2 separate regions of the Homo sapiens genome follow, and region 1 is linked to region 2. A link is an interaction called in ENCODE POLR2A ChIA-PET data of the cell type or tissue named here. Cell type or tissue: MCF 10A. All regions are shown on one strand. Each heading gives the region's core, and the rest is flanking DNA. Links, peaks and the distances in the headings are about the cores only.

The links. Peaks named below come from ENCODE experiments on the same cell type or tissue, not always from the same donor. Only the 100,000 strongest peaks of a DNase experiment are listed, where the experiment ranks them.
Region 1: POLR2A ChIA-PET joins it to region 2 with 7 read pairs; 2 of 35 experiments call an interaction of 5 or more read pairs at or near these places.

The regions. Positions count from the first base shown.
Region 1 is chr15:38,047,824-38,053,208 of GRCh38, forward strand. All of the region lies in intron 2 of LINC02345 (long intergenic non-protein coding RNA 2345), which reads left to right. Among named protein-coding and RNA genes, the nearest start is that of LINC02345, 10 kb to the left of the region's middle. In MCF 10A, for the core only: no CTCF peak of the experiment used is centred there; a DNase peak (open chromatin) is centred at 2,898.
Region 2 is chr15:38,215,364-38,220,748 of GRCh38, forward strand. No RefSeq gene overlaps it. Among named protein-coding and RNA genes, the nearest start is that of SPRED1, 35 kb to the right of the region's middle. In MCF 10A, for the core only: no CTCF peak of the experiment used is centred there; DNase peaks (open chromatin) are centred at 2,008 and 3,058.

The DNA.
Region 1 (5,385 bases), core at 219-5,218, 170 kb before region 2:
GGTAATAAAAGGGATTTGTAGCTGTATAACAAAGAATTTGGCTTTTCTCAAAGAAAAGATCTGGCCTATGCCCTGGGCCCTCCTGATGGGAGGGTGTTTGCTTGCCTGGTGGCCTTAGGTCATACTGGATGGTCTTAACAATGGGATTTAGGGTAGGGGGTGACCACAACCATACAGTCCTAGGACAAGGGCTGGCAATAGATCAACAATGTGACATAAAGTGGGGCCTTTGGGTAACACAGTAACAATCAACCTGAAGACTGAGATCAAATACGTATGCAATCAATCATGTCTACTAAATAGAGCCCCAGTAATAACTCTGGTCACTGAGGCTCAGACGGGCTTCTCTAGTTGGCAATTCTCCATGGGTACTGTCACACATCAGTGCCTGCAGAGTGATGTGTTCTGCCTTCATGGGCTGAAAACAACATATGTGTTCTTCCCTTGGCTGATTTAATCTGTATCCTTTCCTTGTAATTAACCATAACTATGAGTAGAATAGCTTTCAGTGAGTTCTGTGAGTCATTCTAGCAAATTATCAAACCTGAGGATGGTTTTGGGAACCCCCTGAACTTTTAGCTGGTATCAGAAGTGAGAACAGTCGTGGGTGCTATAGCCTCTACTTTGTAGTTGGCCTAAACTCTGCAATATCACAGCAATTAAAAAAAATTAAGATTTAAGATCAATATTTTGCTTCCTAAAAATGCTATGGCCTTTGACAATTTCCCACAAAACAGCCAACAGCCTCCAAACATGCTCTTAATTTATCCTCTCCCTTCTCTTCTGTCACTGTCCCATGTCTGCACTCCACTCTTCCCCCACCAAGAAATTATTATTTACTTTTAATGAAGGTCAGTTTTCTTATTTCTCTGGACTTTTGACTACTAATATTCATTGGAATTTCACCTTCCAATTAAGAGTTATCTTTCTTTCTTCTGGTTATTTATGTACACATTTAAAATTTTCTGCTAAGAAAATGTACATATTCTTTTAATAAAAAAGTAACCTCCTCAAAAGCAGGCCCACATATTTTTCAGTCTTCAGACAGATTTGCACATGAAAATAAAACTGTGCAGCCAGAACAACTAATTGGAAACAATTTATATTTGATAGGTTTAATATTCTCTTTTCTGATTTTTGACATTCTTGCCATAACTTATATCCTAGTTTCTAGTCCCCCAAAGTTTCTCTTCTATTTCAAAATTTTCCTTAAACTTTGGCTGACACACCCTTTACATCCTGGCCCCTTCTTCCCCTCTTCTCTATAGCATTGTCTTCTTTTCTGCTAGTTATTCTCTGCTCTTTGCTAAGTAAAACCTGCAATCCTATCTACGTTTCCTTGTCTTTTTCTCACAGAATGTCTCCAATATTCTTTTTAAGACAAAATCAAAATCATCTACATCCACACAGCTTACTGACTATATTAACATGACTTTACTACTTCAAAGTGGTCATAAACGTAATTTTACTATTCCAGGAAATTTGCTCATAAAAATAAAAGTTAAAAATGAATTTATTTTTTATTCCAGCAACTTCCTGAAATACCAATCAATTTTCAATAGAAAGCATTAAATGATAATGTATACCCCAAGACTCTTTGAACCCCTCGTCAGAATTCTCACCTCATTGTGTCCATTAACCCTAACCTGTTGTATCATAATCCATATCCAACTCTAACCAAGCCCTGCGTTGAAAGACCCACTTTCATCTAGATGAGTCTCTAAGTCTCTAAAATTTCAATAAATTTCCTGACTTTGCCTTCCCTCTTTTGAGGCTCTGTTAAGACTATGTCTACATTATGGTCTCTCTTACCATGGTAAGAACAAACTCAGCTTTGTGCCATTATAGGTAGTTTGGTGATGTTTGGGGAAGCCAGCATTCACCACAAAGCTCAGGAGAAGAATAAGATAACAAGCCATAATTTTCCTCTGTGATTGAATGTTTATACATGTGTTTTAGGTGGAGTGGGAGGCAGGGAAATGTGTTGTAGGGTGGTAGGAAAGAGAAAGAAATATACAGACATATGCCACTTTAAAATTTTAGCAGATTTCTATAACTAATGTCTCATTAGACCCTTAAAACAATGCTATGTAGCACACAGGACATATATTAGGGTCCTCATTTTAAAGACGGAGACTCTAGACTCATGGGGTGACGTGAGATTAAGATTTGGGACACATAACATGAAACAGCTAGAGGAAATTGCTAAAGCAGGAGTCAGCAAACTGCAACCTGCAGGCCAAATCCGGCCCTGAGGCCTGTTTATGTAAATAAAAGTATATTGAATACAGCCATTTTCTCATTTGTTTGCGTAATTGTCTATAGTTGCTTTGCTGCTATAATAGTATTGTTAAGTAGTTCTGACAGAGACCATATGGTGCACAAAGTCTAAAATATTTTCTGGATGGCCCTTTATAAAACAGGTTTGCCAATCCCTGTTCTAATGCAACACAACATAAAGTTAACTTCCCCCAAAATGTAATAAAATTATTAAACTCTAAAGGCCTTGAAGATGTGAGTTGGATAGTTCTTCATCAGGCAAAGGGATATACAATAATATGAAGTGATAAATTACCAGGTTCTAAAGGGTTTCTAAATAATAGGAAAGAGTTCTCCTGGGAAGTTCTCAACCCAGACACAGATAGCAATGATACTGTGAACTGAAATAGTGTAGGTAAAGGCCTATCATTCACCCAGCACTGTAGGCATCTAGGCAGCAGCAAATAGGAAGAGAAATCGCTATAATAACAAAAATATTGTTGATAAAACTTGAACTTTAAAGACAATGAGAAGAGAAAAGATCAAGAGAATGCTGTACAATTGCTGACTCAACAGTAGCTAAGAAAGGAAACAAAGCTGACACAGGCAGGCATGAATTGTTAGGAAATCAATAGCTTAATGAGTAATCGAGTCAGCTTTCCTAGAACACCCAGAATGAGTTATGTCTGCGTTTTTGCTTTTCTTTTGCAACCTAAACTTCAGGCCTCTGACTGGTCTCTCTGCTTCCAGGCTTGCTCCCCTATATTCTACTCCCCAGAAAAAATTATCCTTTTACAACAGAAATTAGGTCATGTTAATACTTTGCTCAAAACCCTCCAGTGACTTCACATTTCACCAGAGGTTGATCATTCTTGAAGCTAATAAATCTGCAGATTGAGGGCCCCTCATTGCACAGGGCTCTTCCAAGGCCCTGGAAGGGGCTCTGGCAATGTGCTCATGTGGTCATTTTTTTTTAAAATTTGCAAATATGAGATATTTTTACCAAAGCTCTTTATTGCTTATTTCCCTCTGTCACATTTCTCTTTAAGTCAAGTGGTGTGAGAATAGACAGACACTTTAGGGCCCAGGGAAGGAGAAGTTGAATTGGAGAAGCATTTAGTTTGGGTTAGTAGGATGTATTATTGTGGTTCACAGTTACTTCAGTGTAAAAATTTTCCTGGTGTTGGAATGGCTTCCAGGAATACTTCTGCCATTCTCTGTACCAATCTATGTTGTGACATTAAAGTTCACAGCCTGAGATTATAAAATAAGAACTTGTCTTCATCATACCAGAAATATGTGGCTAGTAGAGGAGAAAAGGGGGTTGAAATATATGCAGCCAGAAGCGAGTACACAGAAAATTCTTACAAATCTTATGGTCATATAAAGAAAGAAAGTTGAGAAAAGTTTTCTCAAATTGACGACAATTCTAAAAAACATACATAGCATTAGCAGTAATGAGTTATAAAATTAAAGAAGGTTTTTTCCATGAAATCAACAATAAAAAGATAAATTTTGTCCCAACAAGCTAAAGACTGAATTATCTTCAGTTCTTCCTATAGAAAATGATGTTAGAAAATAATATGAATAATCAGTTATTTCAGTGTAAACTAATGAAGAGGGAAAAAGTAATGCAACTAACTTTGTTTATACCTTTAAAGAAAAAAAAGGAGAAAAAAGTAATACAGAGAGGTGTCACAGTTAGTAAAATTATTACGGTTTGGGTTTTTTTTTTGGATTTTGTGGTATGTGTAGTATCTTTTAAAACTGATATTATTATGATTTTTTTCATTCCAAATAAGTATTAGGTTCGTAGCTAATTTTGTATTCTTTTACTTATAGAAAGCCTCAGGATTATAAGCTTCAAACCCTACAAATCCTGGATCCACCCTTGATTCTCAGAGTTAAATACAAAGCCTTTAAAATTGGCCTGTCAAGCCCCCATGATGACGGCTTGCTACTCTCTGACCCATCTCCAACATCCCACCCTTACTCACTCCATGCAAGCCACTGTAGCCACTTGCTGATCCTAGATCATACCCAGTACCTTCCTGCCACAGGACTTTTGCACTGGCTGTTTCCTCTGTATAATACGCTTTCCCCAGATATCACCATGACTTTTCTCTAACTTTCTTCAGGTCTCTGCTAACATATTACCATAACAGAGCAGCATTCCCTGATTACCTATAAAAAATAACACTGTCATCCAGCTCCTGCCACTTTCTATCACCTTACATTGTCTTATGTTCCTTAACAATTAACATCATGTAATACTTTAGTTATTTATTACCAACTTTCCCAAGTAGAATGTAAGCTTTGAAAGGAAGGAGACTCATGTTCGCTGCTGTGTCCCCATCCCCAGGGCCTAGAACAGTTCCTGGCTCATAGTTAGAACTTTAAATTCGTTACTGAGTGAATGACTAAATGAACAAAAGAATGAATGAGTGCATGGAATTATTAACACCAGAATTTAAAGGGATTAATAGTAAATACAAGACCAGATTGTGACCATACTTTATTTCATTTGCAATTTGCTGTATATAATACATAGTTTGATAAACTACATCTAACTCATTTGAGAGAAGCGTTTTAGTTCTTTTCAACTAGAACTTACAGTTGCAAATAAAGAGGCCAAAGGAAGAACCTTTTCAAGTACTCCCGAGGGCAAATAATTAAACTGTTTGGGCACATCATTATGTCTCTTTCTGAGAGGGTAAAACAGGTAAGCAAATTTTTATCAACGAGCACCTGACTGAGGCCCATTCCTATTGGCTGATAACATTCCTTTTATAATATCTTAATCTTGAAGTACCAATTGCCTTTTTAAAATATTCTTAAAATTGTGACTTACCTCTTATATAACTAAGCACAGAAATTCACATCCTACAAGTTGGAAGGAGCATCAGAGATCACTGGGCCCGATGGTTCCCAAACCAGTTGTGTATTAGGAGGACCTGAGGAATTAAAAAATATATAGATTTCCTGGCCCTGGAGCTGCTATAGCAGAATCTAATGGTGGAGCCTACAGAGCTATATTTTTTAGCAGGCTCTCCTCATAATTTTTTGCAGCCTTCCTGACTCACCAGTATTTGAGAACTACTGATCTTGTTTTCTCTTCTTACTTAC
Region 2 (5,385 bases), core at 64-5,063:
GTTTGAATAGCTAAGATACCCCATGGTTTAGAAAACACAAGGGAAGCACCAATGTATGTAGAAACATGGCATGTAATGATAGTGAGTTCTGAGATCTAAGCCAGAGGATCAGCTGGCACAGAGGTTTGCAGTTTAGAGCAGAACAGAATTTGAATGCCTGCTCTTCCTAGCTGTGTAACTTTCACTAGCTTTTTCTGCACCTCAGTTTTCTCATTTGTGACCTATGGACAAACATAGTACCTATTTATTGAGATGATTTAATAAAATATATAAGTAAAAAGCTCAGCACAGTACCTGACTCATAGGAAGCACTTACTTAAATTATCCAAAGCAAGAAAGAGTCAGAGCAGATAGGCCAAGGTTGTCACTTAACAGCTAATATGGCCAGAGGATAGAGGTAAAACACAGCAGAAGTGACCATTTGTAATGGGAGCCTGTGAACAACATTTCCAAAGGTAAAACAACTACCAGAAACCCACAACACTGTAAAGTATGTTGTTGGATCCAGATAAGGGACTGGCTGCTTGCTTTCTGTTCTTAGTAGCTGTGCTGATATGGATGGATATCCACGTCATAATTCTAGCAGAAAACAGATAGCTCATTCAAAGAGTAAGACTGGTTAAGGAAAGCCAAGGAAGGATGGTGAAACATCTCTGGGCTAGCAAAAGAGAGAAGACACTAGCAATCCTAGGCCTGACAGCTAAGGGAAAGGGGTGGTTGTTGGATCCCAGGGAGACCTGAACAGTGGGAAAGGATCCTGACAGGAGCTGTGGCCTTTTCTAAGGAACACAGCCACTAATAAACAGAGGCCTGGCAGCAAGGGCAGTGGGGAAAAAGTTGATCCATCTCTCTTTCCTGCCGCCCTCTGACTTTTTGCCAGCCACTTCCATTAGCCAAACCCAAAGAAAAGCCAGAGGCAAGGGAGCCCAGGTGATGTAGGCCATAGACATCAGCCTCATAGGGTCCAGAGTGGAAAAGGGTGGGGTATAAATCTGTAGGGGACACAGAATACACAGTATAACTTACAAAGGAAAATAGGAGTGTATTATCCCCAGAATAAAATGGAGGTCTGGAAGCACTGGTTTTAGAATTGAGACTAAGTCTTCTTAGGAGCCCCTCTTAGTCTAACTACAGTGTCATCAACTCATCAAGGCAGAAACAAGCTAAGGAATCTCTCTGTTCCCTCAGAGGCATGGAGGCCTCTCTCTAGCTACTTTATCCAACACACATGTTTTCTTCTGATGATACTCACCCAAGTGTGTTTCAGAATCTTTAGCATCTGATTTCTGCCTGGATGGCTGCTCTTTCCCCCTCCAGCTTTCTGGAAGTTTAAATTACTTTCTAGAATTCTATTTTCAAGTGAGTTCCAATGACCCTATTTTACCATACCTAGAGACAAGTTTGACTTGAAATGTTTTTGGATCTGGTGCATATACGAACATAAATCAGAAACAAATTAAAATCTTCTGTTTCATCTCTAACCTGTGTCCTGAATGTGCTACCTTGTTTTCTCTTAGTCATTGAAGAGTAATGAGACTTTGATCATTTTCATCTTGGGATGCATTGCGAAGATGTTGACTTTGGGATCTAGTCCCTTTGCCTCCGCCCCACCGGATATGCACTCATAAGTCTTGTTGACATTAGTGAATAGTTGTATGTGCACAGCAGAAGGATAAGAGAGACAACTGAGGGGTCAGAGCAGCAATTTTTTTGCTAGGAGCAAAAGCAATACATGTTGTCCAACAAAGGAACTAGTGGAGTAGCAATACAGGCTATTATTTTTTCTTTATTCCATAGGGAGACATTATAAGTTCTTCTAATTAATAGAATCCTTTGTGCATCACTTTCAGAAGAGCTTTTCCCTTTCAAGAAGGAATCTAACAGCACAGCAAACATATGCATTTTTGGCTGTGTTTCAAGACATATTTATTAAGTAAGTGCTAGGGTGGAGGATGGTTTTCTTGCCAACAGGATTCATAGGACACAGCACTTGAAAGCACATCAAGGAATGAACCATTTCTATGACAAGCACAATCACTGCCTGTAACTCCAACTTAGCTGGTGCTGTCAGCACTAACCACATAAACCACAAACTAACTGAAGAACTTCAGGCACCTAAGATTAAACACTGTCTCCCAGTATTACGAGGTGCTGGGGCCGATCCCCAGAGCCACTTGAGTTTACAGAAAATAGCAGCTGGTCATACAGAGACCATTTCCGACTTCTTTCCACCATTTTGGGCACAGAGATCTTCCTGGAGCTGAACCCTTCCATATCCTGTTGTTAGGAAGGGATGTCCTATTCACCAGCAGGTCTGCTTACTCCACACACCCTTTGCAAAACAACATTTCTGGAAGAAATCTAATGACCTATGAAATCCAAGCAGGGAATATTCCAGGTAATTAGGACACAGGCAGGGTTTTTTTTTTTTTTTGGTGCCTCCCCCTTCACTGCCCACGTTCCCTCCCACCTCTCCCTACTCCCAAAGTCAGAAATCTTCTTCCCTTGGAAGCAGCAGTTCCCTCCTATTCCCCCCTCCCACCTACCACTTCTTGGTAGCCTATGAAGATGAGATTGGAATAAAAGGTAGCTACAGGGTTCATGTAAGGTGACAAATCTGGCACATGCTAAACACTTAGCATTATACAGCCGCCCCTTAAGAGTGCTCCAAATCCATCAGTCATCATGGAAAAATTAGAAGCTTTGCTGGATTCCTGCCTCTCCAAACAGATCTTCTGAACTCCTTAATGGACGCTATAATTCAGCACTTGAGAATAGAGCCTCAGACCAGCAGGACTGTCTTTGGAACACACTGTCAGGCAACTTGAAACAGGCAGAGAGGAGCAAGTCAAAACAATCAGCAATTTCATTAAGAGGATAAGATTAATTCTGAATGAGGCCCAACTCTGACTCACATTGTCAATTATTATATATGATCTCTATGAGCAGGCCATTTTCCCAATTCACTAAAACATCTGTGCATTTCAATGGGCTAAGCTTTACCCTGCCCACTGCCCTCTAGCTGTTTTTGTTGTGGATTATGTAATTTGGTGAGTGATGCAATAAGAAGAATGCTTTCTACCTGTGCTTTTTACAAGATATTGTCCAATGATGAGTGCAACAGGCTTGATGGCTCAGAATGTTGGATTTCAACACTCTAATTTGTTCTATGACCTTGGGCCTATTACTTCCTCTCTCCTGGCATCTGCTATAAAAATAAGAAGGAGCAAATATTCTTGCCTCTTTTTATCACCTGATCTGAAAACCCATTGTAACTGCCATGAAAATAAGCACTGGTCCATGAGACCAATGCCCAGAAAATTCAGGCTAAGATTCCTGGAAAGTGGGCTGTGGGCATTATTTAAAACACACACACAAAATTTACCTTTTGTATTTGCTTTTGCCTTTAGCTGTGTGGGAAGCTGTAGTTAAAGGGATTTAGATTTTCATTTAGTGATGTGAAGAAGAGAAAGAGGAGTTACTGAAGTCTGAGAGGCAAAAAGTTTGCTTTGAGGGCTGGGGGTGGTGGCTCATGCCTGTAATCCCAGCACTTTGGGAGGCCAAGGTGGGAGGATTGCTTGAGCTTGGCAAGTCAAGACCAGCCTGAGCAAAATAGTGAGACTCTATCTCTCCAAAAAATAAAAAAATTAGTTGAATTCGTTGGTATGCACCTACACTCCCAGCTACTAAGGAAGCTGAGGCAGGAGGATCATCTAAGCACAGGAGTTTGAGGCTGCAGCGAGCTATGATCACACCATTGTACTCCACCCGGGGCAGCAGAGAGAGAACCTATCTCTAAAATAAATAAATAAATAAATAAATAAATAGTCAATTAAAAATTATTTTAAAATGAAAAATAAGTAAAAATAAATGTAAAAGTTTGCTTTGTTAGATAAAAATAAGCTCACACTTTACCCTAAAATATATTCCATAAAGATCAATAACTTAAATGTAAAAAAAAATGATGCCATTGAAACACTAGAAGAAAATGGGGGAATATTTTCATAACCTAAGGATATCATAAAATCCAGAGGCCACAAATGCATAGTGATGAATTTACTGCATTAAACTGTAAAACTTCTTTGGAGAAGAGAAATAAAAGATACACACAAAGCCAATGTATCAAACAAGAACTGGAGACGATGTTTGCATTTCATGTATCAGAAAATGGCTAATGTCCTTAATGTGGGGTGCTCTTTAAAAATCAATATGAAAATCATGAGTACAAAAACTTGCAAAGGATGTGAAAAGGCAACTTGGAACAAAAGATATCAAAGACCAAGCGACATATGGAAAGATGTTCAGCCATGTTTACAGTTGAACACAAACTAAAATAAGGTAGAGATTTTTTTTACCTATCACATTGAAAAACATTTCAATGCTTTTGGTGGAAGTATGGAGAAATGGGTATCCTATACCTCAATGGTGACAGCGAAAACTGATAGAAAACTGGCAAATTGGCAAGACATATTAAAGTCCTACTTATGAATTCAAAGTTGTTCTCTTTGTAGAAATTTATTCTACAGATACGCTTTCAAAAGTGTACAAAGATTATTCATTTTAACACTGTTTGTAATAATGGAAACCTGAAAATGGACATACAGTGCATAGACCATTAGAAAGATACAGTAATCTGTACATATGGACAATGTAAGATGTCTAAGATATGTTCTTGAGTGAAGAAAACAAGTTTCAAAACAGTAAGAATAGTATACTCCCATTTGAAGTTAAGAAAAGGATATACAATATTTAGAAGTGTGTGTACTTTTCCTGTTGTCTCTGAATTTGGGCTGAGGTTTCAAAATTGATAACAGTAAGTAACATGTTCCCCCATGTTCTAAATAGAGGTGCTATCTTATCCATTTAGGACTTGCTAAATGGTGAACAAAACCCTATACTGTGACCCTTAGCCCATCACCTACCATCAATCTCTGTGTAAGAGGATACTAGAGGTTGATCAGAGTGAGGAAGAAGAGGAGAACCTGGATAAGAGTTGTTGGCCCAATAGTGTTAGAGCTCCAGGGGATTGCCCGCCTCATGAGAGAAGCTGCACAGGGTGCCAAGTTAGAGGAAAAGAGAGAACTTTGGAGAGAATGGGGGGCTCACTAGAGGGAGAAAAGGCATCCCACCCCCAGCTTGACTGTTGCCAATCTTCAAAAACTCAGAAGGCTTCCTCCTCTTGTAAGAGTGTAGTGAGAGAACCCTTGGGTGAGCTTGACCTTTGTTCCCTAGAACTCAGGGGTACAGAACGAAGTGCCTGCCTGTTGCCTGGAAAAGGCTGAAGGGTGGCCAGAATGACCTGCTAGGATAAAGCAAAGAAAGAGGGCTCTGGTTGGAATAGGCTGTTCCTCCATGCTTCTGTGGGGCAATGATGCCAAGCTCTCC